Linked DNA regions of Homo sapiens: region 2 is linked to region 1. A link is an interaction called in ENCODE POLR2A ChIA-PET data of the cell type or tissue named here. Cell type or tissue: PC-9. All regions are shown on one strand. Each heading gives the region's core, and the rest is flanking DNA. Links, peaks and the distances in the headings are about the cores only. Region 1 overlaps PRPF4 (pre-mRNA splicing tri-snRNP complex factor PRPF4). Region 2 overlaps BSPRY (B-box and SPRY domain containing).

What was found. Peaks named below come from ENCODE experiments on the same cell type or tissue, not always from the same donor. Only the 100,000 strongest peaks of a DNase experiment are listed, where the experiment ranks them.
Region 2: POLR2A ChIA-PET joins it to region 1 with 11 read pairs; 4 of 35 experiments call an interaction of 5 or more read pairs at or near these places.

The regions. Positions count from the first base shown.
Region 1 is chr9:113,288,893-113,299,036 of GRCh38, reverse strand. It overlaps PRPF4 (pre-mRNA splicing tri-snRNP complex factor PRPF4), which reads right to left. Exons shown (of 14, transcript NM_001244926.2): 11 at 8,449-8,571; 12 at 8,230-8,337; 13 at 8,021-8,139; 14 at 6,132-7,570. The coding sequence ends at 7,377. It overlaps RNF183 (ring finger protein 183), which reads left to right. Exons shown (of 5, transcript NM_001371237.1): 5 at 816-1,944. The coding sequence starts at 853. The coding sequence ends at 1,431. Among named protein-coding and RNA genes, the nearest start is that of RNF183, 9.4 kb to the left of the region's middle. In PC-9, for the core only: no CTCF peak of the experiment used is centred there; no DNase peak of the experiment used is centred there.
Region 2 is chr9:113,354,525-113,371,331 of GRCh38, reverse strand. BSPRY (B-box and SPRY domain containing) reads right to left here. Exons shown (of 6, transcript NM_017688.3): 3 at 10,595-10,825; 4 at 8,938-8,963; 5 at 2,949-3,073; 6 at 110-1,716. The coding sequence ends at 1,190. Among named protein-coding and RNA genes, the nearest start is that of BSPRY, 13 kb to the right of the region's middle. RefSeq lists enhancers at 913-1,413, 1,414-1,914. In PC-9, for the core only: no CTCF peak of the experiment used is centred there; a DNase peak (open chromatin) is centred at 9,971; H3K27ac peaks cover 707 bases.

The DNA of each region.
Region 1 (10,144 bases), core at 1,252-9,251:
TCAGGGGAGGGAGCAACTGGAGCCTCAGGCCCTCCAGAGTAGTCTGCCTGACCACCCTGGAGCCCACAGAAGCCCAGGTGCGTGCCCTGAAGGTTTCCCAGGACAAAGGGAGGGAGGAGGAGCCAGGGTAGGCAGAGGATGGGGAAGAGGCTCTGGAAGGGGAAGAGGCTCTGGAAGGGGAAGAGGCTCTGGAAGGGCTGATCTGGGGACTGGGGCAGGGAAGCTTCTGCAAGGCTTCCAGGTAAGGAGAAAGGCCTTTCCAGGGGCTTCCTTGCCAGGCCAAGGACTGGGTGAGTAGGATGTGGAGGGTTGGCCCTCTAGCTCAAGGGGAGGAGGGAAAGAGGGCTGGCATTTGTCCCCATAGGAGGGACAGACCAGGGAATTCACAAAACCCATCTCTGCGCTAGTCAGGGATTTGAGGTAGCAGGGAAGGAAACATTTGTCCTGTAGCAAAACCCGCAGACTGCAGCTTACCCCCAGCTCCCTGGATTCAGGGCAGCCAAGGGCACAGACAATGACCATAAGGAGCATTTGCGTCCAGCTCCAAAGCCCAGGGCGACATCTGCTCCAATGCCGGCTCTCTTGGGGGCTCTTGGTAGGGGTGGCCCAGGCCTTCACCTTGACAGAGGGGAGGCTGTAGGAGCATTTGACTCAACTCGATGGGTTAGGAACTGGTGATCAAGAACAAAACGCTTTTGAACCTAAGTAAAACGTGGTGATTACACCTTTCAACACCCACAGAACACTTTGCCCCAGGCCAAGCACAAGGATGGGACTTCATGGCTGTTCCTTTGCTCCTTTCCCCCTTCTGCCAGGACGTCTCCCGCGAAGCCTCCCCGTGTGTGGCTGAGGATGGCTGAGCAGCAGGGCCGGGAGCTTGAGGCTGAGTGCCCCGTCTGCTGGAACCCCTTCAACAACACGTTCCATACCCCCAAAATGCTGGATTGCTGCCACTCCTTCTGCGTGGAATGTCTGGCCCACCTCAGCCTTGTGACTCCAGCCCGGCGCCGCCTGCTGTGCCCACTCTGTCGCCAGCCCACAGTGCTGGCCTCAGGGCAGCCTGTCACTGACTTGCCCACGGACACTGCCATGCTCGCCCTGCTCCGCCTGGAGCCCCACCATGTCATCCTGGAAGGCCATCAGCTGTGCCTCAAGGACCAGCCCAAGAGCCGCTACTTCCTGCGCCAGCCTCAAGTCTACACGCTGGACCTTGGCCCCCAGCCTGGGGGCCAGACTGGGCCGCCCCCAGACACGGCCTCTGCCACCGTGTCTACGCCCATCCTCATCCCCAGCCACCACTCTTTGAGGGAGTGTTTCCGCAACCCTCAGTTCCGCATCTTTGCCTACCTGATGGCCGTCATCCTCAGTGTCACTCTGTTGCTCATATTCTCCATCTTTTGGACCAAGCAGTTCCTTTGGGGTGTGGGGTGAGTGCTGTTCCCAGACAAGAAACCAAACCTTTTTCGGTTGCTGCTGGGTATGGTGACTACGGAGCCTCATTTGGTATTGTCTTCCTTTGTAGTGTTGTTTATTTTACAATCCAGGGATTGTTCAGGCCATGTGTTTGCTTCTGGGAACAATTTTAAAAAAAAACAAAAAAACGAAAAGCTTGAAGGACTGGGAGATGTGGAGCGACCTCCGGGTGTGAGTGTGGCGTCATGGAAGGGCAGAGAAGCGGTTCTGACCACAGAGCTCCACAGCAAGTTGTGCCAAAGGGCTGCACAGTGGTATCCAGGAACCTGACTAGCCCAAATAGCAAGTTGCATTTCTCACTGGAGCTGCTTCAAAATCAGTGCATATTTTTTTGAGTTGCTCTTTTACTATGGGTTGCTAAAAAAAAAAAAAAAATTGGGAAGTGAGCTTCAATTCTGTGGGTAAATGTGTGTTTGTTTCTCTTTGAATGTCTTGCCACTGGTTGCAGTAAAAGTGTTCTGTATTCATTAATTCATTCACTTATTCATTCCACGACCATTTACTGGGCTGGTGCTGAGTGCCAGAACTGAGGGAAGAGAAGAGTAGGATTATCCAGGGGTGGCAGATGGCCCTCACTAGCAGGAAGGGGTGTGCTCATTCAGCTGCTGCTTTTATGAGACCACCTCTTGCCAGCATGTAGTTCATGGAGTGTTAGGTGAAATCTAAAGGTGAACGATGTTAGATCAGTGGACTAGGGGAAGTCTGGGATTTGGAGGAATAGGTCTTTCTTCCTCCCGGCAGATACAGAGGCCCTGATTAGAATGGACATGGGGTAGAGTTCTGATTCCCTTCCCCCAAGCTCCATAATTCCAGCTTCAAGAAGATGGAAACGCTGGACACAGGCAAAAGTTTAACTCCCATCCCAGGCCATGGGAGGCAGCGGGGGAACCCTAGCTTTCACTTTACATGATAGAATCCAGGAACCAATCAGACAGAATTTGGGGGCTCAGGCTGTTGCTTGGTAAGTTGCAACCTTGCAGTGTCTAAAACTCTGATTTCTGTTTCCCCAGTTTTAACCTTGCCTGGTGGCTCAAGGCTCTGAAACAATTTTAAAGTGGTTAAGATACCATCACAGCCTGGGCGCGGTGGCTCACGCCTGTAATCCCCAGCAAAGATTAGCTGGGCGTGGTGACGCGTGCCTGTAATCCCAGCTACTGAGGAGGCTGAGGCAGAAGAATTGCTTGAACCCAGGAGACAGAGGTTGCAGTGAGCCAAGACTGCGCCACTGCACTCCAGCCTGGGCAGCAGAGTGAAACTCTGTCTCAGGAAAAAAAAAAAAACGATACCATCACACACAAAAGATACCATCACAAATATGTAAGGATAACATTTTGAGGTTTTGGGGGTTTTTTGATAAGCAGAAAAAGCGTTCAGAGGCCAGAATTTGAGTTGGTTGATTTGCTCCAAATAATGTTAGATTCCCCCCAGGTGTTTTAATGTACAAAATACTCCAAAATATCCAATACGTATATTTCACATTTAGAAAAACCAAACGGTTTAAGCTCCAATATGAAGAAAAAGTCTCCATTACAAAGTTGCAAAACTGCCTACATATTCCTTTAGGGGACTAGCAACTATCTCTCCATTTGTGCCATCAAAGATAATTACACTAAAGCTGGGACTCCACCTTTCCCCATTGACTTCATTTCTTTACACAGTGTTGCTCCTTAAACTTGTGGCAGATAAGTTAGGCAATAATCTCACCATGTCCTCTGAGCTAAGCGGACAGGCGAGGGCAGCTCAGGACAGGAGAAACTGAGAAAAGCCCAGGAAGGAACACTGGCCTCTGCACTAGGCCTACTAACCTCAGCAAGCTTAATCCCCAGTTTACAGATGGAACTGAGGCTCCACCTTGTTCAAGGCCACCCAGCTAGTAGGTGGTAGAGTCTTTTCAGTCAAAAAAGAACTTAGATCCTTGGAGTGGTTGATACACCACCCAAATAAGACAAGATGTAAGTTTGAGGGTTTTTCCGATAGGTGAGGATATACAGTCATCCCTTGATATTCAGGGGGAAATGGTCCCAGGACCTCCTGAAGATACCTGAATCCGAGGATGCTCAAGCCCCTGATATAAAATGATGTAGTGTTTGCATATAACCTACACACATCCTCCTCTATACTTTAATTCATCTGTTGATTACTTACAATACCTAATACAATATAAATGCGATGTGAAGTTGCTATACTGTATTGTGTAGGGGATAATAACAAGAAAAAAAGTCTGTATATGGTCAGTAGTGTATTTTCGACCTATGGTTGGTTGAATCCTAGAACCCGCTGATGGAGAGGGAGGGCTGCCTGAACATCATGGTGTCTCCTGTTTTCATATTCGGTAGCTCTAGCTTGGGGCAGTCCCATCCTCTTCGAATGTATCTGGAAATGCATGGGAGCATCTTTTGTAGTCAGTGGAGGGGGTGAATTGCACTGCTGACATTTAGGGCTCAGAGGTCTGGGATACTAACACCTGCTGCAATGCTTATGTTGCCAGTTCCACAGGATGAAAGATCATCTAACCAAAAATGCAAATAGCTATCTTGTTGACAATAGGCTCCTCATCCGTTCAGGATGTGCGAGAGTTACTTTAACATGGGCATGAGCTCAGAGATGGAAGTGACTTGTCAAAAGTGCAGTATACAAGCTGGGCACGGTGGCCCGTGCCTGTATCTCAGTTACTCAGGAGGCTGAAGCAGGATGATCATTTGAACCTAGGAGTTCATCTCATCTTTTTTTGAGATGGAGTTTCACTCTTGTCACCCAGGCTGGAGTGCAACGGCACGATCCCGGCTAAGTGCAACCTCCCCCTCCCGGGTTCAAGCGATTCTCCTGTCTCAGCCTCCCGAGTAGCTAGGATTACAGGTGCCTGCCACTACGCCCAACTAATTTCTGGTATATTTAGTAGAGATGGGGTTTCACCATGTTGGCCAGGCTGGTCTCAAACTCCTGACCAAAGTGTTGGGATTACAGGCGTGAGCCACTGCGCCCGGCTGAGATCCCATCTCTTAAAAAAAAAAAAAAAAAAAAGGGTGGGGGGCATTATACAAAGTGGAGAGTCCTTAAAAAGCTCAGACTTCGTACAGGAAACAGGCCATGCTGGCTGTACCGGTCCTTTTGTCTGGCCAGTGTGGGGAACCTGTGAAACCTTCATAAGGTCATCAATGGTCAGATGACAGTTCAAATTCAAGCTCCATCACTTGCTAGCTGGCTAAACTTGAGCAAGTGTTTTTGGAGCCTGTTTTGTCCATAAAAAGGGAATAATAAACTCAAAAGATTGTGGGGATTAAACAAGGTATCTGAATGTGCCTGGTATACCATCTAGGTAGGGACTAAGTGTTCTGTGAAACGGTGGCTGTTTATCTTGCCATTTTCACAAATGCCACACCTGGCTTTGTGCTTCTTAACCACTTTCTTACAATGATGTTTTAATTCCTGTGAAGAAATAGCCCACAAGGTATTTGTTCTGTCAAAGGCTTGGATGAAATGTTTTCACCCAACTGCTACCTCTTGGACCAACCAAAAAACAAAGAAAAACAAGTCGAAGGGAACTAATAGCAAAATTTAAACCTGAGAAACTAAAAATCTTTGTTAGCACATTATATCCAATTGCATGCTAATTCACCAGTGTTCTTCATTATTTTACACATACTACAAAGAAGAAAAAAAGTTCTTTTCATCATAATCTATGAAATAGAATTCATTAATACCTGAACAATAGTGAAGTGAGCAACAGAGGGTAGTCCTGAGAATTCAGAAGCTGAACAACTACATAGGAAATGCAACTATTTGGTTATAATTGAAATCAGATTAAAAACAGTATGTTTAGGTCAGGCACAGTGACTCATGCCTGTAATCCCAGCATTTTGGGAGGCCAAGGCAGGATTGCATGAGCCCAGAAATTTGAGACCGGCCTGGGCAACAAAGTGAAATCGTGTCTCTACCAAAAAATCAAAAAAATTAGCTAGGCATGGTGGCATCCTCCTGTGATCCCAGTTACACAGGATGAGGGGATGAGGCAGGAGAATCATTTGAGCACAGGAAGTCAAGGCTGTGGTGAGCTGTGTTCGCACTACTGCACTCCAATCTCGGCGACAAAGCGAGACCCTGTCTCAAAATGAAACAAAACAAACCAGTTGTTTGGCTATATATCACACATTCAGGGTCCACAGAATAGAGCTGACCAAAGCCATTGTCAACCTCTCTGCAACAGCAAATTAAGTTTTTTTGAGATGGAGTCTTGCTCTGTTGCCCAGGCTGTAGTACAACGGTGTGATCTTGGCTCACTGCAACCTCCGCCTCCCAGGTTCAAGCGATTACATACGTGAGCCACCGTGCCCGGCCAAGAAGCCTTTCTTTAATAACTCTCCTCTGTAGACAACCTTTTCTTCTTCCAAATTCCTATATATTTTTTTGAATTTACTGTGTAATTTGAGAGTTCAGAGGCTGTATAGTTGAGGTGAAAAGAGGTGCATGACAGACAAGTTAAGAATTGTAATTGAGTCCAGGCCTGGCTTACTGGCAGTCTGGCCCAAAATGCAAACAGCCTTCTATTTTAAAAAAAATTGTTAACAAGGTGCTAAGGAGACATAAATCAGAGTAATCCATATTTGAGATCATCCATTATATCCCAAACCAAAAAAAAGAGACCTCTATGGACCAATGGCTAGGATTCAGAAAATGCTTAACTATAGAAAATAATTCTTTATAGGGTAGTTTTGTAACAGGATTTTACCGTAGCAAATGTGGAATAAAGAAAAGGTTTAGGTTTAGGAACACCCATTAGGGTTTTTTCGTTACTTCAACATAAAGTACCCTTTAATACACGAAGTACATCCTTTAAACAGCCAAGAGAAAGGAGGTTGTACAATAGAGACGTCATGTTTGCTTTCTAAACATTTGTTTGACTCCTGACACAATGGTTTTGCTTTGGGGTAACATGAAGGTTGCCAAACTTCAAAGTAAAAAAAAAGATATTTTCTGACAAAGCAAATGTTCAGTTCAGAGTTGCCTGATGCTGTCAGCATTCCAAGCAAACTCAATAGGAAGAGGTGAAGTCTTCTTCACTGTATAACCATCGGCGTGGCTGCGGTCTACTGCTTCACATCCCATTCTCCAGGGAAAGGAAAAGTGCTCGCTATGATGCATTGTTTAACCAATGAGTGGTGAGATGTGCCTCTTTACCTGAGGGCTTCCAGACTATAGTTCAGCCACCTTGCTCTCTGGGTCATATGTAGTCCTGAAGCATGTACCATGTTATGGAAAGCCAAGTTTCAAGAATTAAAAATGCAGAGTCAGTCACAATCCTGGGTGCTGTGAGGAAGGCTATAAGGCATTCGAACAAATTTTTTTTTTTTTTGAGACAGGGTCTTGCTCTGTCACACAGGCTAGAGTGCAATGGCGCAATCTCGGCTCACTGCAACCTCTGCCTCCCAGGCTTAAGCAATCCCTCCCACCTCAGCCTCCCAAGTAGCCGGAATCACAGGCAGAAGCCACCGCGACCAGCTAATTTTAGTATTTTTTTGCAGAGACGGCATTTGCCATGTTGCCCAGGCTCGTCTTGAACTCCTGAGCTCAAGCGATCTACCCACCTCGGCCTCCCAAAGTGCTAGGATTACAGGCGTGAGCCACCACGCCCGGCCAAACAAAAGATTAATAAAAACAATGTCTACACAGTTCGTGGCAGGGCGTAAAAAGGTAATAAATTTTCAACCGTGAGAGGGGTTCCCCATCACCTAGGGATTGGGCTGCCTTCCTGGAGTGGGGGCTGACATGGAAATCCAATTCTACTGAGGGTCTATGCATGGTAATTGGCAGAAAACATGATAGAACTAAACACTTCAATTCTTCTCGTTTGAGGAAAACAGCTCCTTAGAGAGAGCTTGAGGTTCAAGTCCTTTTCCCATTGTCATCTATTCAGCCATCCACAGCTTGAAGGTCCTGTCATATGAGCAAGTGGCTATGAGCTGCCCATCGGAAGAAATATCTAGGCCCATCACTTTGCCTTCGTGGCCAGCCAGAGTCTTCAGCGGGGACCAGCCTGGGTGCGTCCAGATCTTGGCTGTGTTATCATAGGCACCAGTAAGCAAGAAGTTCCCATGGATAGCTACAGGAGAAGAGAAGGGGAATTGCTTGAGGAATTCAAGTATTCAAAAGAGAAGACAAAAGCACAAAAGTCTGCAAAAACATACTATTTTTAAAAAAACTTGTTTCTACAGACTTAAGGGAACAAATAACAGTAAGGTCTTTTGGCTCATTCCCTGACCGAGAATCTATTCAGAATAATATTAAGGACTCAGTGCTCAGAGCATCCATGGAGGAAAGAATGAAGCAAAGCACTCATGAAAGTCTGCTTTACTTCCTGCAACGAGAAGCGTGCTTTCCCACAGATCTAAGGGTATGGCAGAGGGAAGGAAATTATAATTTGCTCCTTTACCAGTAGGTCAATTTCTCTCCTGTTTTACTGCTCAGTTAAGCTAAAGCCTGGCCTGCATTCCACGGGAACACAATACTGTTTGTCTGTGTCATTTAGACGTAAAATAGGAGGAAAGCTTACGCTCAAACTTGACACCAGTCACTAAGTTCTGATGAGCAGGGATGGTGTAGACGCAACGCCGCTGTCGGAGGTCCCACACTTTGCAGGTGTTGTCACCACTGCCGGTTGCAATGTGATAGCTGTGGATTGGATGCAGTATTGAAGTTAGAAATAGAGTACTTACTGACCCAGAACCCTTTTTCGCCCCTCATTCAGTGTGTTTATTTTACCCATTGGGGGAGAAATTTATTCCATAGATTTCTTTCAGGTGGCCTTCTAAGAACATGATACAACGTCCTGTGCGTAGGTCCCAAACTCGACCAAATGCATCCAGTCCCCTGAGAAAATAATTTAGAAATGAACACTTTGAATCCAGTTCTCTGTGGAAGCAGGTATAGGTAAGAGGTGAGAGTACTGAACTGCCCCTGACTACATGGGAGAAGCCTTACCCAGTGCCAGCCAAAGAGCCATCTTGATGGAAGGCAATGTCATACACACCCATGCTATGGCCTTCCTGATGCAGGATCTCCTCTTGAGCCTCCAAATCCCATAAGCGCCATGAACGGTCATAGCTAAAACCAAATCACACTAACAATCAACCAGCTGATATTTATTCAGTTTCTACAACACATAAAGTATTCTAAGCCATTATAGCTTAAGTTATTAATGCTTCTGAAACTATTCATATAACCATATTAACAGGAAGCTCCTTTCTGACATAAACAATGACTCAACAACTAAGCTTATCTGCCTTAGGTGCTAGCTGAAAACCATGGAATCGCTGTAAACCTCTAGGGCTTTTTTTTTTTTCTTCTTTTGAGACAGAGTCTCACTCTGTTGCCCAGCCTGGAGCACAGTGGCGCAATCTTGGCTCACTGCAACCTCCACCTCCCGGGTTCAAGCCATTCTCCTGCCTCAGCCTTCTGAGTAGCTGGGACTACAGGTGTGCGCCACCATGCCCAGCTAATTTTTGTATTTTTCATAGAGATGGGGCTTCACTATGTTGGCCAGGCTGGTCTCGAACTCCTGAGCTCAGGTGATCCACCCACCGTGGTCTTCCAAAGTGCTGGGATTATAGGTGTGAGCCACCATGCCCAACCTAGTGGCTATTGTAATAACAGGATTCCCCAAGAATGGCCCAGCAAAGACTCTGTTACCTTCTTTCTTCCTCCACTGTTATATTCTTTCATTCATCAAGCATTTATACATTTACTAGGCCCTAAATTGGATGTTGGGGATACAAAAATCACTCATACACAAATAGATCAATGGAAGAGAATAGGAAGTACAGAAATAACCACACATATATGGTCAGATGATTTTCAACAAGGGTACTGAAACAATTCCAACAGAGAAAGGAAAGTCTCTTCAATACAAGGTGGTATAACTGACTATGCACATGGAAATAAAGACAAAAGAGACAAACACAATTTAAAAAACCAGGCAAAGCATATGACAGAGCACTCAAGAGCAATAATGATCAGGGTAATAAGAATGAAAATCACGGGAGATCACTACACACCTGCTAGATTGGGCAAAATGGTAAGACTGACAACACCAAATGTTAACAGGGATGTGAAGTAACCAGAACTCCGGGAATGTAAAATGGTGTAACCGCTTTGGAAAACTGGTGGGGAGTTTAGAAAAAGTTAAATATACATCTCATACCTCTACCCTATGACCCAGCAATTGTACTCATGTCCACAAAAAGCCTGGTACAAGAATATTTATAGCAGCTTCATTCTGACTGGCCCAGACCTGGAAACAGCCCAAGTGTCCATCAACAGGAGAATGGATAAACTATGGCACAGTCATAAAAATGAATAACCCCCAGCAATAAAAAGGAATTACTGATACATGCAACAACATGAATGACTCTTAACAATGTTATGCTGAAAGAAGCCTGCCACAAATGAATTCACAGTATGAATAGACATAATTAATTTGTGGTGATAGAAGTCAGATCAGCAGTTGCTTTAGAAGGGGGAGTTGGCTGGAAAAGGGCATGAGGGACCTTTCTGGGGTGATGGACTATTCTCTATATTGACAGAGGTGTCGATCACAGGAATGGTACGCGTTTGTAAAGACTGACAGCATTGTACACTTAAAATAAATCCATTCCATTGTATGTAAATTATAACTTAA
Region 2 (16,807 bases), core at 5,387-13,386, 68 kb before region 1:
ACACTGAGCTGCGACCCACTTATTTCCGAGAATGCAATAAGGGTATGAAGACAGGCCAGCGTACAGTATACACCCAATTATCAACAAAGAACATGGAATAAATCTTCAATGCTTTTAAGACCTTTAATAATGCCCACGTGCCCTAAGGTTGGCCCTCTTAACTCCCTCAGCTCTTTCTGGCTTTAAGCCATCACCCCAGGTGTGCAGTTTATGTCAGAGGGGGCCATCAGGTAGGGAAACTTATCAGCTGCTCTAAGAGAAAAGGCCGTCCCTGCTATTATCAGTGGGCACAGGCTGGAGCTCAGCCAGCAGGGGCTACAGTCGGGTTACCTGGAGACATGATCCCCTGGTCCTCTGAGGGCCTAGGCAGGACATGGGGGAGGACACGGTCCCCCGGGACAGAGTCCTCTGGCCAGGAGCAGCCTTTCAGGTTGCTCTTGTGTGCTAGAAAAAAATATTTTCTCTATGTGCCATGTCATGAAAAAGACAAAAGCACTGAGTTAATGGGATGTGGAAACTTTAGCCACAGGCTTCTCTGCCTGTGAAGAGAGCATTTCTGCATGTGAACAGCTGGAGCAGGAGGCTGAATGGCAGTGCTTCTCCAGAGACCACAACATCCACCCAGTCACCTGTCCACCTACATTCACCTATCCATCTATCCATCCACTCACCTGCCAAATATTTATTGCATGCTCACTATGCACCAGGCACCATGCTAGATGCCAGAGACAAAGTGAAGACACCCTCAGAGGGGCAGATGCATGGTGGATTTGGGAGACTAAGGCCCAGGGAGTAGTAGGTTCCCCACAGGTACCCAGCACTCAAAGCAGCAATCTCCAACCCTTTGAATGCAAGGACTTTTTTGCTTATCTGTGGTGGCAGATATCACAAAAATTATACACAGACTTTTTTTTTTTTTTTAGCTCATCAGCTATCGTTAGTGTATTTTATGTGGCCCAAGAAAATTCTTCTTCAAATGTGGCCCAGGGAAGCCAAAAGTTTGGACACCTGTGATTTACAGGTTATGCCTAGATCTGAAACAGATCCCCATCCCTCCTAAAGCTGCCCACTGGTTATGGGCCCTGTTTCTCTTAGAAACACCACACACATCATTTGGGAAAAGCACACTGAGTAGAAACATGGCCTGAAAGGGTGGTGGGCGGTGGACCTGGCTTCCTGTGGCCAGAGGTCAGCGGACGATAGAAATGGTCTGATCGGCCACAGCAAAGACTGGGAAGAGGGGCCCCGGGAAGGACACATGATGGGCACAGAGCACTGTGCCGGAGGCTGGCTCATAGAAGAGCAGCTCCTGAACCTGCAAGTCCAGCACTACACCCAGCTGGGCTGGGCCCCGCAGCAGCCCCAGGGGCTCGTGCTGCCCATTGTGTGAGAAACGAAACTCCTGATCATAGCGAGAGAAGACCCAGGAGAAGGCATTGTGGCCCAGACGGCAGTCACTGCCAGAACCCTTGCGGGGCAGGTGGCCTGAAGCCACGCCCACCTTATAGGCACAACTGTTCTGGACATTCACCATCCAGGCATGGAGCCCATTCTGGAAGGAGGTGGCAGCCAGGGCATTGGGCCAGTGGTCGAAGCGCTCCGGGCCATCTGCACAGGCCTTTGACTTCTTGGTGCTGAAGGTCAGGGTCTTTCGATCATCTGACAATTGCAGGAAGGGGCTGACTGTCCTCTCATCGATCCGTATGTCCTCTGTGCCTGCCAGAAAGAATTCTCAGAGTTGCCGAGGGCCCACCCCTGCCCTAACCTGGTCCTGCCAGGTAGCAAAAGGTTCCTCACCACTCACTAGCATGGTGACCTCATATAAGCCATTTACTCTCTCTGAGCCTTGTCTGCAAAACGGGGGTCAAAATAGGACTTCTCACTGGGTGATCACGAGAATTAAACAGAATCATACATGTAAAGTGCCCAGCATGTAAGTGCTCTATAAACTGTAGCCTTCATAACAATAGTTACTATCAGTCAAGACCCTCAACTGTAAACTCTGATAGAAATAAGGCCCAGAGAGAAAAAGGGAGTTGCCCAAGTTTACACACTGACTTGGTGGGAGGGGCAAAATGAAGACAAAACATTTTGTTCCTATACGTAGCACTGATTATACTCTTTCTACTTGGTCATATCTGTGGCCTCCAGATTGGACGTGTCCTAGAAACACAGCCTCTGGGAGCTAGGAAGCATGAGATAAGCAATTTCTAGCAAATATCTAAACTGCTGGTAAATCAGGCATCATTTGATACCAGAATCTAGAGTAGAGAAGCTACAGCTTCTACCAAAATTGTAAGGATAATACGAGGAGGGAGGATTAAAACTGAAAAAAAAAAAAAATCAGTCTATTAACCTAACTGTTCCACGAATTGTGAAAGACTACCATTGGGAGAATGGAAGCTTCCATCTAACTTGGAGGAGGCCTGCTCTGGAGAACCTCTGTGCTAAATGGGAATTCCTGGAGGCAGAAGACCATGTCAGTTTACCTCTGTGGCCCCAGCATGTGGCACAGGGTGGGGCCCACAGTTGGCCTGAGTCAGTGTGTGTAAAGTGAATAAGTGAGGCAAATCAGGCAGTTTGATTCTTGGTCCAGATGTTCTTCAGTTGGCCATCAATTTTATCTTCTTAAAGAGAAACCCCAGGTTTCCAATAAATAATACTGGGCTGCCCTAGTAGGTCAGGATATAAGGAAGACATGACTTATAGGAATGAGATTTATCTTTGACCCAACCACAGAACATGTTAGTCCGGAAATGGGAAGGACTTGGCCCAGCTGCCCCAGGCCTGTCTGGAACCTTGACCCTACTGACCAGCCTGCATCCAGCATGACTTGTTTAAGCTATCATCTCAGAAGCACGGGTCCCCATTGTGAACCAGGAGTGAACCCCAGACAGACAGACAGAAGCCCAGTTGTCCTAATGGTCCTGGGCTCTACTGCTCCTAACCTGAGAGAGACCCAAGAACCGCCGTTGCCCAGAGTTGGGTCAGTAGTGGGCTCCGAGTGCACTTCTCATTAAAGTTTAACATTTCCGACTCCTGGGGATCCAAAATGCCCTCTGCTTCTTCGGTCCTTATATGGGGAAAAACAGAGACAGAGATTCAGGATGGTTCTGGAAATATATCTGGATCAATATGGGGTGAAGAGAAGAACAGAAGTAAAATCTCCTATCAGGCGATACCAAGATTGGCAGCTAGGGCCAGGTGCAGTGGCTCACCCCTGTGACCCTAGCACTTTGGAAGGCCTGATGTGGGAGAGGATCACTTGAGCCCAGGAGTTTGAGACCAGCATGGGCAACATAATAAGACTCCATCTCTACAAAAAATTTAAAAATTAGCTGGGTGTGGTGGCATGCACCTGTAGTCCCAGCTACCTGGGAGGCTGAGGTGGGAAGATTGCTTAAGCCCAGGAGTTCGAGGCTGCAGTGAGCCAAGATCATGCCACTGCACTCCAGCCTGGGTGACAGAGTGAGACCCTGTCTCAAAAAAAAAAAAAAGAGTGGCATCCAGGCCCCACACAGGTGCTTGGGCCAAAAGGGAAGGTGGCCATTTCCCCTGTGCCCCCCAGAAGCCTTAATTTTAGCAAAGCTGGTGGACAGTTTATAGGAAGATGTGTTCTTGGTGCCAGTATTAGAAATTGAAGGTGGTGTGCTCTGCAGAGGAAGCAACTTGCCAGAGTCCCTCAGTAAGTTAATGGCAGAGCTGGGGCTAAGACCTCCTGGGCCTCTGGAACCCCTGCACGATAGTCTTTCTACTCCAACATCTTGCCCTTGCCTGGAAAATATCTCACCTCCCTCTCAGACCTGTTGGGGCAGTCATGTTTCCCTGGGTTTTGTCAGAAGGTACAGCCACTCCTCTACTTTAAAAATGCAAACACCTGAGGGGTCCACAGAGGAAAGGGCCATCAGTTATCACCCCAGCCACAAATGAATCATGGCACTGTGTGCTCTCAATAACTCTCCCCTCAGCTCACAATGGGGGCTGGGTTTTGCTGGAGAGGTATTTTGGGACAATATGATGCCTAGGAGTTGAAAACTGCCATGTATCAGCAGTGAGGGCCTGGGTTTGCTGTTTTCTCTACAGAATCATACCTCAACTTTGCTATAACCTGGGAGGTAGTGGTTATCTGATTTAACAGGACAGAACAGATTCAGAGCTAAAAAGGGGAGCTAGATTCAAGTCATGCCTCCATGCAAAAATAGAACAAAACTGGGATGAAGCCCAGGCAGCATTCAACATAATTTTTTCCTTGACCTGAAGTGAAATCTCAAAGGAATATAGGGCAAAGTAGGGGTTTACCATGGAGCTTTGCAGCCTTTTGACCTAGGTGCTGAGAAAGACCTTTCCTACTGCCTCCAATCCTGAAGATGGCGTTGAGATCAGGCAGTGGTTCCGAGTACACACACTCTCTCCCCATATCTCATGGCTCTGTGCATAAATGGAGTGGGCACAGGGGTGGGGCATGTGCCCTGATGGCTCTTTGCAAGACTGTCACTGTTCTGTCTTGGGAGGTATAAGGTGAACAGAACCTTAGAAATGCTGGGAGCAAGCTCTAGTAACAAAGGCTCTTTGTGGTCAGGACAACAGAGGGTCTATTGCCATCTTCTCAGAACGCAGGAGCTCCCGCCAACAGGTGGGGAAGAAAGAGGAGCTGATGTCAGCGGTGCTAAGCTGTCATCCCAGGGCAAATGTGAGGCTGAACATAGTGAAGTCTACAGCGAACCACCCGGGCTAGCTGCCCTATGGTACCGAAGACAAAACTCATGGCCCCAAAGGGGTGGAAATGAAAAAGGGCCTGAACACAGCAGGCCCTGGCCAGGATCAGAATGCCCAGATGGTGCGGCAGGATCTGCTGCAGTGTCCAGTCAGAGTTGAGCCCAGCTACAAGCGTGGAAACACCAGAGCCAACAAGGCACTTCTCAGATAAGTGAGTTTCCGGCTAGATGGGGCTTCACAACTTTTGAACACTACTTTGAGAGTATATTCGCTCAGCCTGGGGGCATAAAGAACTACAGACAAATCTGGAACTCTATGGATAGGCCTTTCAATAGTAGTATGGGCTTAGCAATGCTCGGACAACTTTGTATGTATTGTAGGACTGAGCAAATACTGATGTTGTTGGGGGCTGGAGTCCTCACTGTAAAATAACAAAAGGTACAAATGTAGAAAGGGAGAGGGCAAAGGAAAAACCTTGAGGTGTTACATTGGAATTAGAATCTGTGATACAGGCTGGGCATGGTGGCTTATGCCTGTAATCCCAGCACTTTGGGAGACTGAGGTGGAAGGATCACTTGAGGTCAAGAGTTCGAGACCAGCCTGGCTAATATGGTGAAACCTTGTCTCCACTAAAATTACAAAAATTAGCTGGGTGTGGTGACACATGCCTGTAATCCCAGCTACTTGGCAGGCTGAGGCAGGAGAATCGCTTGGACCCAGGAGGTGGAAGTTGCAGTGAGGCAAGATTGCGCCACTGCACTCCAGCCTAAGTGACAGAGTAAGACTCCATCTCAAAAAAAAAAAAAAAAAAAAGAAGCTGTGACACAAACTCATGCATCAAACAGCTACACACACACACACACACTCTCTCTCTCTCTCTCTTTCTCTTTCTCCCTTCCTAGTTCCATCTGCTATATGCTGAGTGAGCTGAGTGAGGCCTAGAAGCAAGGTCACTGAGTACCCTTAATGCTCAGATCTTGGTTTCTAAATATCATTCTCCACTAAAAACAACCAGGTGCCCTGGAGAAGCAGCTGATTCAGGGGCAGGAAAAGCACAAGTTGAGCTGGGGTTTTCTTCTTGTGCTTCTTGTGAAAGAGAGCAAGAAAGTGCTCAAAGAATGATGGGAACTTTTCAAAAGGACACAGGGTCCAGCTTGAAAGGGCTTCTACAGGCCAAATCTGGGACAGTCTGAATGTCAAAATTAGTAATAACAGTGACAGATTATAATGCACTGAATAAAATAAGAATCCATCAGTCTGTATTAATATTGAATAAGGGAACAAACAAGCAAATAAAAGGAATAATTCAGGCAGGAGTGACCAATGGATGCTAAAACTATTGGGAGAAAGTCTGAAGGGACACAGGATATATATGCAGAAAGTGTCTCCTCACAGACTGCTTATTAATTATAAAAGGAAAAGCATAACTTTATAATGAGGAAACCTGGCAGACATCCAAGTGCTCAAAATTGACATCCTTGATAACGGACAAAGGGACATCATGTGCCCCCAGATATGATGAACTGAAGACAGATCACTTATGAAGTATTCCTGCTAAAAATGTATAACTTGAATCTAATCATAAGATAACATCAGATAAACCCAACTGAAGGAGATCCTATAAAACTGGCCTTGACTCTTTAAAAATGTTAAAAAAAAAAAAAAAAACAAGCTAAGGAATAATTCTAGACTTAAAAAGACAGCTGAATTAGGAAAACAAAATAAAACACTATTAAGAACTTTTGCACAATTGGCAACAGTTGGATATGGACTGTGTATTAGATTATAGTATTATATCAATGTTAAATTTCCTTAATTTACACTGGGGTGATGTAAGGGAATGTCTTTGTTTCTAGGAGAAACATGCTGAAGTATCTTGAAAGAAAAATTCATGTTTTCTGGAATTTACCCTCAAATATACCATAAAAAAATAAGTTTCTAACATATATACTAGATAGATAAATAGGAAGACAGAGAGAACGAGCGACAATGAATGTGGCAAAATGTCAACAATTGATATTTTCTACGTGAAGCTCGTTATACTACCTTTGCAACTTTTTTCTAAGTTTGAAATCATTTGAATAAATGAATCATTTGAATAAAAAATTAAAGATCAATTAAAAAATCAGATCAGCTTGATATTAAGGACACACTGTATTAAAGGAAGATGACAAAGATAAAGGAGATAGAGAAGATGGGCAGAAGTGTGAAAAGATTGTACAAGGGGAGAAGTGGGAACAAGCCAAGCATGCGTTAGGAGACAGTAAAATAAATATGATCCGTCTACACTGCAATATTTCACAAACTTTCAAAAAAGTGACGTGAATGTAAATGTACTGATGTGGAAAGATGTCCCAGATAGCCTAACAAGTTTCACAACAACAGGTATAAAATGATCCTATCTGTGTTTTGATTTTTTTGTTTTTTTTGAGACAGGGTTTCACTCCCATCACCCAGTCTGGAGTGCAGTGGCAGGCTCTCAGCTCACTATAACCTCCGCCTCCTGGGCTCAAGTGATCCTCTTGCCTCAGCTTCCCCAGTAACTGAGATTACAGGGGTACGCTACCGCACCTAGCTAATTTTTGTATTTTTAATAGGTTTCTTTCGCCATATTGGCCAGGCTGGTTGTGAACTCCTGACCTCAAGCGATCTGCCTGCCTAGGCCTCCCTAAGTGATGGGATTACAGGCGTGAGTCATCACGCCCAGCTTTTTTTTTTTTTTTTTTTTTTTTTTTTTTTGAGGTGGAGTCTCACTCTGTCACCCAGGCTGGAGTGCAGTGGCGCATCTCAGCTCACTGCAACCTCCGCCTCCTGGGTTCAAGAGATTCTCCTGCCTCAGCCTCCTGAGTAGCTGGGACTACAGGCACACACCACCACACCTAATTTTTGTATTTTTAGTAGAGACAGGATTTCACTATCTTGGCCCAGGCTGGTTTTGAACTCCTGACCTCAAGTGATCCACCTTCCTCGGCCTCCCAAAGTGCTGGGATTATAGGCATGAGCCACCGGGCCTAAAAAACATTTTTAAGACAACAACCAAAAAACCGCCACATACCCTCCTATGACTATATATAAGTCCACAAATGCACATCTGTTCAAACCCATCACTGTCAGGGAATAGGATTGGGAAAGGGTAATGCAGACTCATTTTTCTTTTTCTTTTTTCTTTTTCTTTGAGACAGGGTCTTACTCTGTTGCCCAGGCTGAGTGCAGTGGTGTGAGCACAGCTCACTGTAGCCTCAACCACCCAGGTTCAAGTGATGCTCCTGTCTCAGCCTTCTGAGAAGCTGGGACTATAGGCTCTCAGCACGAAGCATGGCTAATTTTTTTTTTGTAGATATCAGGTCTTATTGTATTGCCCAGGCTGGTCTCAAACTCCTAGCTTCAAGCTACCATCCTGCCTTGGCCTCCCAAAGTGCTGGAATTACAGGTGTAAGACACCATGCCCAGCAAGATTCATTTTTCATTTTAAATGGCTTTATATTGGTGGATTTTTTTTCTCTCATGCACATGTATTACTATTGAAACTTCAATATAAAAATAAATAATTTATACCCATTGAAATACAGAAAAATAAGTAAATAAATAAGAAGAATGGACTGTGTTCCCTAAGTATAACTCTGAAATTTCACACAGAAGGTTTGTGAATTACTCTGCCTGGCAAATTATGTCCTCTTGGCCACTTCCTCAGGCCCTCAGCTCTTTTAGAACTCAGGCAGGACCTGGTGAAATTCTTTTATTACTGAAGAGCTAAAATGCAAAATCTGAATGGTAATGCAGACTTAAGTTTCAAAGATTCCTCCATCAGGGAAAGGAGAAGTGAGGCAGAGGCAACAGTACCGGGGCAGGTGTTAGATGGGTCCAACCCCTGGTTCCAGGCTTAGGGAGATCCCTTCCCCTTTTAGAATCTCAACATTTTCATCTGCACATGGAGGTGGTAAAACCCTCCAACAGGGTGACTACCTTTTTACAGAGGAAGTTTAAGAAAGCAGTGGCAAGCCTTGGATTACTAAGTATTCCACTGCCTTTCCATGTGTTTTAAAGCAGTTCTCTAAGCCAAGGGCAGAGACATTCCCTGTCCACAGAGCCAGGCTCCAGAAAAGCCACTCAGCTGCACACCCTGTGCATTCTCCCAAGAGCAGCAGGGCTGAAGGCAGTGGAGTGTGAAGAGGTCTAAGGGTCTCCAAGACTACCCAGTCAAATCACGGGGTCTATACTCACCTCTCGAAAATCTCTTGCTCCTTCTGCTGTGAGAAAAGAAAACAAAGTCAAGCTTGGCACCAGATACCCAGCAGGGAGTCAATGCTAAGACAGATTTAACTACCAGAAAGGGCTCCATGTGGACTCTAGAATAAAAACTTCTAGTCTTTAAGACCAGCATAAAGCTTTCTAGGCTATTCTACACACACACACACACACACACACACACACACACACACACCCATAACACATGCTCAGAATGAATCACTCTACCCCATGTCCCAGGGCATCCTGGATTCCCCTCAACTCCACTCAGGACCATCGCCTGTTCACCCAACAGCATCTCCCATGAAGACTGTTAGCTCCTGGACGGCTGCGACTCTTTCTGAGTCTTCTATTGTGACTGTCCCAGTGTCTGTGAAAGAGCATGCTCTGTCCATGGATGCTGTGACTAAATGAATGCACAGTTTCGAGCAGTCATAGAAACTGCCCTACTTGCAGAGGCAGTGGGACAGCTCAGGTGTTCCACATTCTCTTTCCTCTGCTTGTGACTCAGATGCCACCTTCTCCCCTCAAAACTGCAGGCAGCTGCCTATCTATATAAAATACTTTGAAAGGCTATGTACCAAATATGAATCATGGTGATTTCTGGGTGGTAGGATTAAGGATGAGCTCTGTGTTTTCATATCGAAGACCTTGTCAGCTCCCCGGAGCACAGTGTTCTCTCTACATGCTCCTGAACTCTTTCCACCTCCTCACTTCCTTTGACACAGCTAGTTTTCTTATCTTTCAGGCATCAGCTTCTAAGTCGCTTCATCCGGGAACCTTCCCTGACCCCTCTTTCCCCTAGCCTGGATTGTCCGTCCCTAGCATGGGTGAGTTCCTCTACCATAGCACATATCCTTCCATATCCTAATTGTCAGCCAGTGTATTTGTCTCCTTTGTAAGGCTGGGAGCAGCTGACAGCTGCATCTCGTTACTCTGCCCCATAGCACAGTGCTTCACATATAATAGGCACTCAGTATACAATGACTCACTATCAAAAGAAAACTATTATCAGTGCCAAAGAAACATAGTTTTATTCCCTTGCCTCATGTCAGAGAAGAAATTATTCAATGATACCTGTTAGAGCACAGTAAGGCAGACTTTATTCAAGACCTCATTGCAATGGGGTCTTGCAATGGGAGAGAGACTGGGTTCAACTCTGAATACAGCGTGGGCAGGTAGGAATTTATAGCTAAGGAGCAGGGTTGGGGGTTAGTGGATGGAAAATTACTAAGAGGAAACATTGGGGGTAAGGGGGATTATGGCTAAACCTACCTAACAGGATTCTTGCTGCAGACAGAACACAGTGATCAGACATCACCTAGGGGATGGTGGTGGATGAGGAACCTGATCAGATATCAAGGATGATCAGATATCAAGGATGGGGGTTTCTGGCTACACTGACTTAGCAGGGTTATTTTGCAAAAACTGGATTTTATAATGAAGTGCACAGATGGGCCTGGGAGAAGGCTCAGAAGCCTGACTAAAGTTTGGCCAAGCAAAGAATCTTTGTCACTCATCCCTGCTCCAAATTCTCATTTCCACCCTCCTCATACCGACAAACATTCTCGATATTTTCAGGCTTTTGGGGAGCCTGGCCAACTGGTCATGCCCTCACCCTTGCCTGACTTACAATCAGCTGGAGGTCATCCAGGTGAGTAAGCATGCCCACCAGGCCAGTGCGGATGGTGTCAAGTTTCTGCAGCGCCTCGGCCCAGTGCACCCGCTGTGTCAGGATGCTCTGGTGGGCCCGCTCCTCTTCGCCATGCACCTGTTCCAGTAACCGCTGCTCCTCGCTCTCGCAAAGACTCCTCACCAGACTCAACCGCTGGATAACCAGTTCCCTCGCTGCACTGGCCATGCTCTAATGAGGGATAAAATGAGGAGTTGGGTGGTCTGTGCAAAGCCCCGGTCAGGATTTAAGAGGGTTTAGGCTCAGTGGAAAGGAGTGTTGAGATTGATTAGCAATGTCTGCCACGGGCTTAGTAATGGAAATAATAGCATGTAAGCCTTTTACTTTGACATCTCTGCCCCAAGACTTCCCAAATATGGTTTAGGGTAAAGAAATTTGAGATGCAGACACATAGGCCATATCTCAGGGAGCCATGATCACATAATGGAAGACCTGGGCAGGACTTAGAGCCCAACTAGAATACTCTGCTTAATCACAGTTGGGAATACAAGGTCAAAGGATCAAGGTCAGAGAATCACAGAATTGCAGAGCAGAGGGCCTAAAAAGTCATCCCCATCAGCAGGATCCATACCAGCAGTGGTACAGTTGATATTTCACCATGTTTGAGGGAAAAAACTGATGACTTCCTAAAACTGTCCATTTCAACTGGTTATGTGGTAGAATTTTTATCTGCCACAGAAGAGGCCTGAAATCAATTCTCAGACAATTAACAGGTGTCTTCTTGTAATTCTTAGCACAGTGCCTGGCATGCAGTAGGTACTCAAATATTGACTGAATGGGAAATTTTTTTTTTTAAATTTTTTTTAATAGAGATGGAGTTTCACCATGTTGCCCAAGCTGGTCTCAAACTCCTAGGCTCAATAAATAAGCCCAACTCAGCCCCACAAAGCGCTGGGATTATAGGCATGAGCCACTGTGCCCACCCAGGAAATTTTTTCTGACTTAGTAAAAGATCTCTTCATAGTGCTCACATGGCAATTCAGTAGCAAAGCTGAGACTCGAACCCAATTCTCTTGACTCTCAGTCCAGTCCCATTCCCCTACACCAGATGCCACCTGGCAACCAATCCTTCCCAAAGGCACCTGTTGCATAAGGCAGCTGCACTTGTACTCTTGCCAGACAAGTGGGAATAGAACTGCCTCCTTCATGTCAGAAAGTCAGGGACAGCCAGCAGCTTTCCCTATGCCCTGTCCCTTAAGACCTGCTTTGTACAGTGCACAGGGCAATCATTCCTATTTTACAGAAAACACTGAGACCCACAGTTTGCCTTACAGGGAGGAGAGACTAGCTAAGTGAATGGCAAGTGAACCCAGAAGGTAAGACTCCAAGTTTATAGTGTGCTCTTGAGGCAACATAACATAGTGGTCAGGAAATTAAGCTTTAGAGGTAGTGTGTAGATTTAAATCTTAACTGCTCCGCTCATTAGCTGTGGAACTTAGAACATATTCCTTATCTTCCCTATGCCTCTATTTTCTAATCTGTAAAATGAGGATAATAATAGTACCTACCTCATAAGGCTATAGTGAGGGTTAAATGTGTTAATATATATAAAGTAAGTAGAACAAAGCCTGCTACATTATGTGTTCAATAACATTCATTCACTATTGCTCTTCTTTATCTTTTTTTTTTCTTTTCTTTTCTTTTCTTTAAGAGACACAGTCTTGCTCTGATGCCCAGGCTGAAATGCAGTGGCACAATCATAGCTCACTGCAGCTTTGAACTCCTGGGCTCAAGCGATCCTCCTGCCTCAGTCTTCCAAAGTGCTGGGATTACAGTCATGAGCAACTGCATCCAGCCCACGATTATTCTCCTGTTTATCCCACTTTAATGCCTTACCCACAGGGTGAGCCCCTGAAACCATGGTTGTACTGTGTGATCCTGGATCAAAACAGATCCTCACCCAAGATGAATCAGATTCTGATTCCTGCCTAAAAGACTCTAGTCATTCTCAACAAGTTTGTTGAGCCATTCCCAGAAAAGGAGAGCAAAGAAAAGAAAAACTTCCCTTTCCAAACACATGACAGAGAGTAGACAAACCAAAAACCCTCTCAGAATAAAGTAGAGAAATGCTGGAAAAATAGCCCAAGCATCCTTTTAAAAGTGTGGTTGTGGCTGGACACGGTGGCTCATACCTGTAATCCCAGCACTTTGGGAGGCTGAGGCAGGTGGATCACCCAAGGTCAGGAGTTTAAGACCAACCTGGCCAATAAGGTGAAACCCCGCCTCTACTAAAATACAAAAATTAGCTGGGCCTGGTGGTGGGAGCCTGTAATCCCAGTTACTCAGGAGGCTGAGGCAGGAGAATTGCTTGAAGCTGGGAGGTGGAGGCTGCAGTGAGCTGAGATCGCACCACTGCACTCCAGCCTGGGTGACAGGGCAAGACTCTGTCTCAAAAAAGAAAAAAAAAGAGGTTTTTATTTTTTGTTTTTTGAGACAGGGTCTCGCTCTGTCACCCAGGCTAGAATGCAGTGATGCAATCATAGCTCACTGCAGCCTCAAACTCCTAGGCTCAAGTGATCCTCTCACCTCACCCTCCCAAATAGTTGGGACTATAGGCCCATGCCATCATGTCTGGATAATTTTTTAATTTTTTGTAGAGATAGGGTCTTGCTATATTGCCCAAAACAGTCTCGAACTCCTGGGTTCAAGTGATCCTCCTGGCCTTGGCCTCCCAAAGTGCTGGGATTATAGGCATGAGCTACCATGCTCAGCCCAATGAATAAGCTTAATAGAGATATATATATATATATATATATATATATATATATATATATATATATATATATATATAGAACTCTACAGGCCAGGCACAGTACCGGGTCATGCTGGTAATCCAAGCAGTTTGGGAGGCCAAGGCAGCAGGATCACTTGAGCCCAGGAGTTCAAGGCTGCAGTGAGCTATGATTGCGCCACTGCATTTCAGCCTGGGCAATGGAGTGAGACTTTGTCTAAAAAAAGAGAAAGAAATAATAATGAAATTAAGACAAAGATACAAAAGAGTAGACCAAAAATACTAGAAGCTGGTTCTAAAGACTAACAGTCAAACCTGTGGCAACTTTGATCAAAACTAAGAACAACTTTATCTTAAGTAAACCCTTAAGAAAAAAGAGTTCTGTTTTCCAATCCATTGAATAAGGCTCACATAACCTTGATACCAAATCTGATGAGGACTGTACAAGAAATGAAATTCATAGACTAATCTCACTCCTGAGCATACAAGCAAAAATCCTAAAACAAAAATAAAAAATGCTTTACTGAGATTAGCAATCCAAATTCAGAAATTTTGTATTAATAATACAAGGGGATAGGAAAGGGTACATGTGGCTATAAAAGGGTAGCACAAGGAGTCCTAGTGATGGAACTGTTCTGTATTTTAATTGTGGTAGTAATCACATGAATCTATGCCTGTGATAAGATAGTTAAATAAATATACACCATTTGAGAGCAGTGATCTCTCCCACCTCCTTGGAACCCATGCTGGGACACTCTGCTCTCTTAGTTTACTTCCGTTTCATTAGCTGATTTCTTGGTCCCCGTTCGCTGGTTCCTTCTGTCTTCTCAATAGGAGGTGAAGTGCCCTAGGGCTCAGTCTTTGGACCGCTGCTCTTTCGTGTCTACACTCATTCACTTAGTGATGTCATCCTCTCCCACGGCTTTCAATACTATTTATACACTGATAAATCCCAAATTTATATCTCCAACCCAGCCCTCTCCCAACTCATATATGCAGCTACCTACTCAGCACCTTCACTTGGATGTCAAATAGGTATCTCAAACATAACATGCCCACAACAACTTAGCATGCCTGCTCTCCCCCACTCCCCTCCCTGCCTCCGCCAACCATCACTCCACATGCAGTCCTTCCCCCACCCAGTTCATGGCTGCTCCATCCTGCCAGTTGCTCAAATAAAAAAACTTCAGCATTATCCTGACACCTCCCCTCTTTCTTTCATAGCCTACATCTAGTCCATCAGCAAATCCTGTTGCCTCTTCAAAATATATGCAGAATCTAGCCACTTCTCACTAGCTTTGCCACCATTGCTTGGGTCCAGACCACACTTGTTTCCCACCTGGATTATTACAATGGCTTCCTAACTGGTCTCCCTGCTTTAACCTTTGCCGCCTATAATCACTTCTAAACATAGCAGCCAAAGTGTTTCTTTCTTTTTTTTTTGAGACAGAGTCTCGCACTGTTGCCCAGGCTGCAGTGCAGTGCGCAGTCTCAGCTCACTGCAACCTCCGCCTCCCGGGTTCAAGTGATTCTCCTGCCTCAGCCTCCCAAGTAGCTGAGAATACAGGCGCCCGCCACCATGCCCTGCTAATTTTTTTGTATTTTTAGTAGAGACGGGGTTTCACCGCGTTAGCCAGGATGGTCTGGAACTCCTGACCTCGTGATCCACCCGCCTCAGCCTCCTAAAGTGCTGGGATTACAGGCATGAGCCACTGCGCCCAGCCTCAACCTTCTTAATGAAGTCATTCCTGGTCACAGCACATGTAATTGCAACCCGTCCTATTCCCCTTTCTGTTTTATATTTCCCCATAGCACATATCACCTTCGGACATAACATAGATTTTGTTACTGTCCCTCTTCTGTGACAAGAATGTAGGCTTCATGAAAATAGGAATTTCTGTTTTGTTCACTGGAGAATGCCTAACCCATTGAACAACAGTATCTGGCACATGGTAGGTGCTCAATAAAGATTTGTTAAATAAATAACTGGTGAAATATTGGTAGCTTTCCTCTTAAAGTCAGGATTTGTCGGGCCAGGCACAGTGGCTCACGCCTGTAATCCCAGCACTTTGGGAGGCCGAGGTGGGCAGATCACCTAAGGTCAGGAGTTCAAGAACAGCCTGGCCAACATGGTGAAACTCCATCTCTACTAAAAATACAAAAAATTAGCTGGGTGTCGTGGTGGGCGCTTGTAATCCCAGCTACACGGGAGGCTGAAGCAGGAGAATCGCTCGAACCCAGGAGACGGAGGTTTCAGTGAGCCGAGATCGCGCCATTGCACTCCAGTCTGAGCAACAAGAGTGAAACTCTGTCTCAAAAAAAAAAAAAAGCCAGGATTTGCCACACTAGCTTCTATTTAACACAGTACTAAGGTCATAACCAGTGCAGTAAGACAAGAAAATAAAAAGGATAAAGAAGAAGAGGGGAAGAGGGCAGGGGAGGGAGATGGAGACCATCATGCAAAAGCAAAGCATAGATGGGCACCAAGTAGCTGCCTGGACTCCTAGCAGCTTTCTGGTTCCTGGTCTAGCCCCTTTTAGGTCCTAAGAGGACCCCTAGTGTCCTGTCAGGAAATGCCCCATTTTGCTTATACTTGTTCAACTGGGTTCTGTTCCATGCAATTAAAAGAACTCTGACTAATGTGGTACCAAGTCTGTTCCGTGTACTATAGGGAAAGGAGGGAGGGGATATGCAGAAAGAAATTCATAGGCTCTGCCCCTGATAGGCATACTTGAAAGTGATGACACAGCAGTGGTAATGAGTCCACTGAATAAAAAAATCTGCAGTGGAGGCCAGGCATGGCGGCTCACACCTGTAATCCTAGTACTTTGGAAGGCCAAGGAGGGAGGTTGGCTTAAGCCCAGGAGTTCGAGACCAGCCTGGTCAATATGGTAAAACCCCGTCTCTACTAAAAATTTACAAAGTTAGCCACTCATGGTGGCAGGCATCTGTAATCCCAGCACTTTGGGAGGCTGAGGCAGGAGAATTGCTTGAACCAGGGGTTACTGTGGGCCAAGATCACACCACTGCACTCCAGCCTGGGCAACAGAGTGAGGCCCCATCTCAAAAAGAAAAAAAATTAAAAAAAAGAATCAGCAGTGGGATGCAGCAGAAGGAGCACTAGCCTAGGAGACAGAAGATCCAGGTCACAGAACCGACTGCCAGGAGGCTATGGGGTCCTTGGACAGGTCAGTTAACCTCTTTAACCTCTATAAGGACCCATTTTCCTATTTGTAAATGGGGATGTTACTGCTATCTACTTCATAAGATTGTCACAGAGAATATTCAATGTAAAAGTCCTAGGTTATTTTATAATTCTGCAGCTGGGCAGAAAATGACCAGATGGTAGAAGAATACGACCCTTCTTGATCCCCTATGCCAAGATACCCAAGAAAGTCATTTGCTAGCAGAGTCTTTGCACC